Linked DNA regions of Homo sapiens: region 2 is linked to region 1. A link is an interaction called in ENCODE POLR2A ChIA-PET data of the cell type or tissue named here. Cell type or tissue: MCF 10A. All regions are shown on one strand. Links, peaks and the distances in the headings refer to the core of each region. The heading gives the core; the rest is flanking DNA.

Evidence for each region. ChIA-PET counts read pairs that join two places held together with the same protein. Peaks named below come from ENCODE experiments on the same cell type or tissue, not always from the same donor. Only the 100,000 strongest peaks of a DNase experiment are listed, where the experiment ranks them.
Region 2: POLR2A ChIA-PET joins it to region 1 with 17 read pairs; 3 of 35 experiments call an interaction of 5 or more read pairs at or near these places.

What each region holds. Positions count from the first base shown.
Region 1 is chr15:51,079,456-51,082,371 of GRCh38, forward strand. All of the region lies in intron 1 of TNFAIP8L3 (TNF alpha induced protein 8 like 3), which reads right to left. All of the region lies in intron 1 of MIR4713HG (MIR4713 host gene), which reads left to right. Among named protein-coding and RNA genes, the nearest start is that of TNFAIP8L3, 14 kb to the right of the region's middle. In MCF 10A, for the core only: no CTCF peak of the experiment used is centred there; no DNase peak of the experiment used is centred there.
Region 2 is chr15:51,023,360-51,026,275 of GRCh38, forward strand. No RefSeq gene overlaps it. Among named protein-coding and RNA genes, the nearest start is that of MIR4713HG, 13 kb to the right of the region's middle. In MCF 10A, for the core only: no CTCF peak of the experiment used is centred there; a DNase peak (open chromatin) is centred at 1,562.

The DNA.
Region 1 (2,916 bases), core at 286-2,785:
CAGAGAATGTTCATTGCTTGAATGCATGGCTCTCACTCATGACATTTTATTGAAATGCATTCACACTCATGTCAGGAACAATAATGATAATGAGAGCTGGCATGTCCTCCAACCAGGGGCCTGAGACACTCTCACCTGGGAATGGTTGCCACATCACTCACCAGGTTGCTCTGTCACTTCTTTTCTTTTTATTAAGAAAATTATTTTCAAAGTAATACAGGGTACAATTATTTAAAAAGTCAAATCAGACTGAGCATGGTGGCTCATGCCTGTAATCTCAGCACTTTGGAGGCCAATGTGGGAGGTTCACTTGAGGCTAGGAGTTCGAGGCTGCAGTGAGCTATGATCATGCCACTGCACTCTGCACTCCAGCCTGGGTGACAGAGCAAGACTTTGTCTCAAAAAAAAAAAAAAAAAAAAAAAAGAAAGAAAGAAAAAAAAGAAAAGTCATTCCACAAGGGAGGCTTATAACATGATGTAGCATCCCCAGCACACCTCTGATGCTAGCTACTTACAGACAAAATAGTTTAAACTATTTTAGCTGTTTCAATGAATAATTACCTCTCTATATTTAAATTACATGCTTACACTGTTAATTCTTGATTTTATTTGCTTTTAACTGTCTACTACAGAAGGTGAAAACTTAGCTTTCTTTCCCATTCATTTCTCCTTCCACCTTCCAATTTGCTTCTCTTTCAACATTTGGTTAAATCAAACTTCAGCGATGACATTACTATGATTTAGCTATCATTCATAGCCAAGTCATGTAGTGTCCTATAACTTCCATGCCTGCATTTCCTTTCTTATTCATCTTGTTTTCCCAGGAGTTAAACACTATTTTTTAATCTCCTGGTTAGTTTTTTATCTGTCTAGTGCAAATTCATTCCTAAAGTTCGTAGCAGAATAGAAAGTTCTTCTCAATAGGTTCAAACACATCAACTAATCAACTGCTTCCACTTTTTTTTTTTCTTGGAGATATCTCTGGCAGCCCTCTGTCCCCCAACTCAAGTCTGGGCATGTTTCTCTTGATGCCTGACACACGTAGTCATCCTGGGTCCTCCCTTCACTCTTTACCCCTTCTCTCCTGTGTCCATCTCCTGTTTCTTGGATCTCACAACTCCTTTTTCTTAATTTGGTCCTCGGTTCAGTGGAGCACTTGGTCTAGCACAGACTTCGGCAAACCGCCTTAAAGAGCCACAGAGTAAAGGAGAAAAAGGCAAAATAGAGGATATTGTATAGGTACTTAAATAACCATGTAAAGTGTAAATAACCATGTAAGGTGTACTTAAAAATGGAAACACAAAAACAGGTGGCAGGCCAGATTTGGCCTGGGGGCCTCAGTTGGCTGCCGCCTGAGTAAGCAGCTATCTCAGGAAGAGGACATGATAAAGTCATTTTTTGGTATCTAACATATCATACAATGACTTTATTCCAACCACACCCTTGATGGATGGTTTGCCTTGGTCTAGAGCTCTATGTTGGAAATCATTTGCCTTGAGAATTCAAAGGCAGGGCATCATTGTTGTCTAAAGTTCAGTGTTGCTATTTAGAAAACTAGTATACATTGGTAAGGGCCTGTTTTTTTTCTCTCTGGAAGCTTTTAAGATTTTTGCTTCGTGACTTAACTCCAGGAATGGCCACAAGACTTGGCTTTTTCACTGCCTTAGTCCCTCTAACACTCAGGAGGGCTTGTGGGGGTGGGTGGGGGCCCAAGGCAGTGGAAACGGAGAGCAGCATCTGGGCCTGAGATGGGCTAGGGAAGGGAAGACATCTCAGGTGAGGCAGAGAGCTGGGACCAGGGAGATGGGGAGGACAGGGTGAAGTCAGGAGGAGATATTAAGCTTCTGGAGTGTGGACAAGATGGGTAGGGCCCATGGGGGGCCCAGCTTTTCTGGAAGTTTTAGATTCTTTGAGCTTAAAAGAGGCTACCCTCCAGGTGGAGGGGCTCAAGAAAGCTGGGGCAGCCATGACGGGACTCAGTGACTCATGAGAGAATGGACTTGTCCTACAGCACTCCTGTCATGTGCCCCATGACTCCCTGAACCACTGACCAGCTGCTCTTGGCCCTCACCTGGCCTTGATTCCACCTGTGTGCTGTCTTAGCACCAACCTCCACCCTCTTCACATGCTGCTCAGACCTCAGCCACTCTCATTGAGTGATGACAATTTGGCAGAGCTACTTTTTACATAGTTTGTTTTTTAACAACAACACAACAGAAAACAAAACAAAACACTAAGAATGGGTGGAAACAGGCCTCCTCATCCATTCCCTGAGTCTCGGCACATCACTGACCTCCCTCCCAGGATGAGGAGAAATCCTGGGTAGAGGTGGTTGGTAGCAGCCCTTGTGCTTACCACGCTTGCTGGTCTTAGGATGAGCTATCCATCATTTTGGGCACAATGCTCCCTTTGTCCAACAATTTGCTCCTGTCTCAATCATTCTCCCTCTCTTATTCCCTGATCTCTCCTTTTAAAATCACAGTGGTCATAGTCACTCACTTGCAAATAATAAGAAAAGATGGCTCCTTCATAAAGGCACTAAATAAGGGAACTTTCCTGCTTTCAACTTGAAAACTAAGAAAGAGTGAATTTTTTTTTTTTTTTTTAATGAGGGGACTTTTCTGGAAGCGTGAAAAAGCATAGTCAACATAGAGTCATGAGTGACTTGATGGGGCTACGTTCTCAGAAATGCATTAGGGGATTTTGCCATTGGGTGAACATCATACGGTGTACTTATACAAACCTAGATGGTCAAGCCCACTACCACCTAGGCTATATGGTACAGCATTTTGCTCCTAGGCTACAAACTTGTACCGTATGTTACTGTACTGAATACTGTAGGCACCTGTAACACAATGGTATTTGTATATCTAAACATGTATAAGGTACAGTAAAAATGCAGTATAAAAGATAAAA
Region 2 (2,916 bases), core at 304-2,803, 56 kb before region 1:
GATTTCTTTCACTGTAATCAGTGTCATTGGTGTCTGTGAGTTCCTTGATGACTTAGGCTGAACTTGTTAGTGGAGGCTGTGGCGAGGCTTCGCTGGGGATGGGGACACCAAGTGAGCCATCTTCAGGCACCAGTGGTGGTGTTGGTGAGACAGGCATACTGGTCTTCATGCCCCTGGGAAGCATATGTGGGTGCTAGTGGAGGTGGAGGCCCTGTATGGGCACATTCTGTAGCCTCCAGATGGCATCCTCATGTGCTGGGAGTAGCAGTGGTGGGCTGGGAGACAGGCCTTTGGCCCTTGGCTGGCATGCATGGCACCACTGGTAGCAGTAGTGGCAGCAGGTTGGCTGTGGGGCCCCTGGGTGGCACATGTGGGTGCCAGTGGCTGCAGCAGAAGGTGTCACAGACCTGTCCTCGGGGCTGTGGTCCACATGAGTGCTGAGCACTGGCAGCAGTGCTGAATTTTTTTTGTAAATGAAGTGATTCTTAAGTTATTTCTTGGTTTAATAATTATTATTACTTGTCTGAATTTCTCTTGTGAGGCTGGCTACAAAACTCATTGAAGTTGTATCCTTTGTGCATAGAATATCAGGAATGGCATGAGCCATCACTTCCCCTTCTGCAGTCATGGTAGGTGTTGCCATCTATTACATCTCTCTTGCTCTGGATTTAAAACTCAGCTTCAGGATCCTTCCTACCATAGTGCTTCAGGCATCCACTACTAGTTTATCTGAGTTGTCACTCAAAATGAAACCTATTTTTTCTGTCTTAAGCAGTACATAAAGCCGGGCACGGTGGCTCATACCTGGAATCCCAGCACTTTGGGAGGCTGAGGCTGATCACCTGAGGTCAGGAGTTTGAGACCAGCCTGGCCAACATGATGAAACCCCGTCTCTACTAAAAATACAAAAGTTAGCCGGGCATGGTAGTGGGTGCCTGTAATACCAGCTATCTGGGAGGCTGAGGCAGGAGAATCACTTGAACCTGGGAGGCAGAGAATGCAGTGAGCTGAGATTGTTCCATTGCACTCCAGTCTGGGCAACAAGAGTGAAACTCTGTCTCAAGAAAAAAAAATAGTACATAGTTGGCTTCTAACGTCAACCTTCCTCACATTAAGGGGTTCCCAACTTGTAGTCTACAAGTACAGTTCAAACACACCTTTCTACATGATTTACTATTATCTATAATGACACTCTACTTCTAATTAAGTCTAAAAGGCCTAAAGAAAAAATAATTTGTCATCACAACAATAAGGAAATATTTATTGAGTGCAACTGGGTCAGAAGCTGTTCTAAACACTGTCATGTGTTTTTTATTAATCTCCTCAAGCCCCTGTAGCACAGTATTATCTTCCTGTTTTACTGATGAAGAAACAGAGGCTCAGAGAGCTTAAATGATTTAATACAGATATCTATCTGTAGAATCAGGATTTGTGCTGGGATCTCATGATCTTCCGTGAATATACTCTTTTTTCTTATTTCATTTTCCCTTTTATTCTTCCACACCTCTTGGCTTTAGTGAGAAGCAGCTGGCACTTTCGGAGCTCTGCCAATAAGAGGGTGTCATAACGTCTGTGAGCAGATTGACAAGTCACAGCCTGTAACAGGGAGGGTTCTTCTTTTTCTACTGGAGAGAAAGACATTTTGCTTTTTCTTTTCTTTGTTACTTCCAGATTTGAAGTGATTCTGACTGCCAAAAGTCCAGCTAGTCTAAAGAAAACTGGGGGATTATAGTAACTTGTTTTATTTTAGATTAATTTGGTAGTTGGGTCAGGAAATTAAATAATGCTGTGATTATTTTATTTTATTGAAGCAGGTAATCATGAAGCCAGAGGAAAACTATTTTCAACAAGTTAATCATTGATGATTCACTGGTATTTTTTGTAGTGTTGTGTTAGAAGAATAATCATCACCAAAAATGAATGAGAAGTAGATAAATCCAGCATACATGGAGACAGACACAAACACGCCCAACCACACCACACCCACATATACACATATATAATTATTTATTGAAATAAACATGTTTGAAACTATGAACTATTATTAATATGTGTGAAATATCTTTTTCAAGTTAAAATTTTCAGCCACATCAACTTGAAATGTCTGAATATAACATTTCTCAGCCAAAGTGCCATGATTGCTCCCAAAAGAGCAGAATGTGGAATAATCAGACCACCAGCTCCTCTTCAGAGTTCTAGGAGCAAGCCTAGGGTGGCAGGAGCCCTGGAGTTCAGAGCCAGCTGTTTGAGGCTGGGTCTGATGCCAATTTTGAGGTTGAAATGCAGCTTTACTGTCTGGTCCAGGGAGCGTGGGTGCCAGTCCCAGAGCCCAAAGGTGGAGGGCAAGCACTAGTTATCATGCCAGCCTTTCTGTAGTTCTTCCGGGATCTAATACTAGAGAACAAAGGAGACACGGCCCCAAGCACTGGGATTACAGGAACAGCATAGAACCTGCAAGTGAGGGTAATCTTCCCTCCCTCCTTCATTTTCTTCCTTTCTTCCTTTCATCATTAATCTTTTTTTTTTTTTTTTTTTGAGACAGACTCTCACTCTGTCACCCAGGCTGGAGTGCAGGGGCGTGATCTCAGCTTACTGCAACCTCTGCCTCCCAGGTTCAAGCAGTTCTCCTGCCCCAGCCTCCCAAGTAGCGGGGATTTATTACAGGCACGAGCCACCACACCCAGCTAATTTTTTGTATTTTAGTAGAGATGGGGTTTCACCATGTTGGCTAGGCTGGTCTTGAACTCCTGACTTCAGGTGGTCCTCCTGCCTCGGCCTCCCAAAGTGTTGGGATTACAGGCATGAGCCACTGCACCTGGTCTGATTTCTTTTTCAGCTGTTCACTGTTGGCATATAGAAATGCTACTAATTTTTGTAACATTGGTTTGAATGGTTTGAATATACCATCCCATTTTC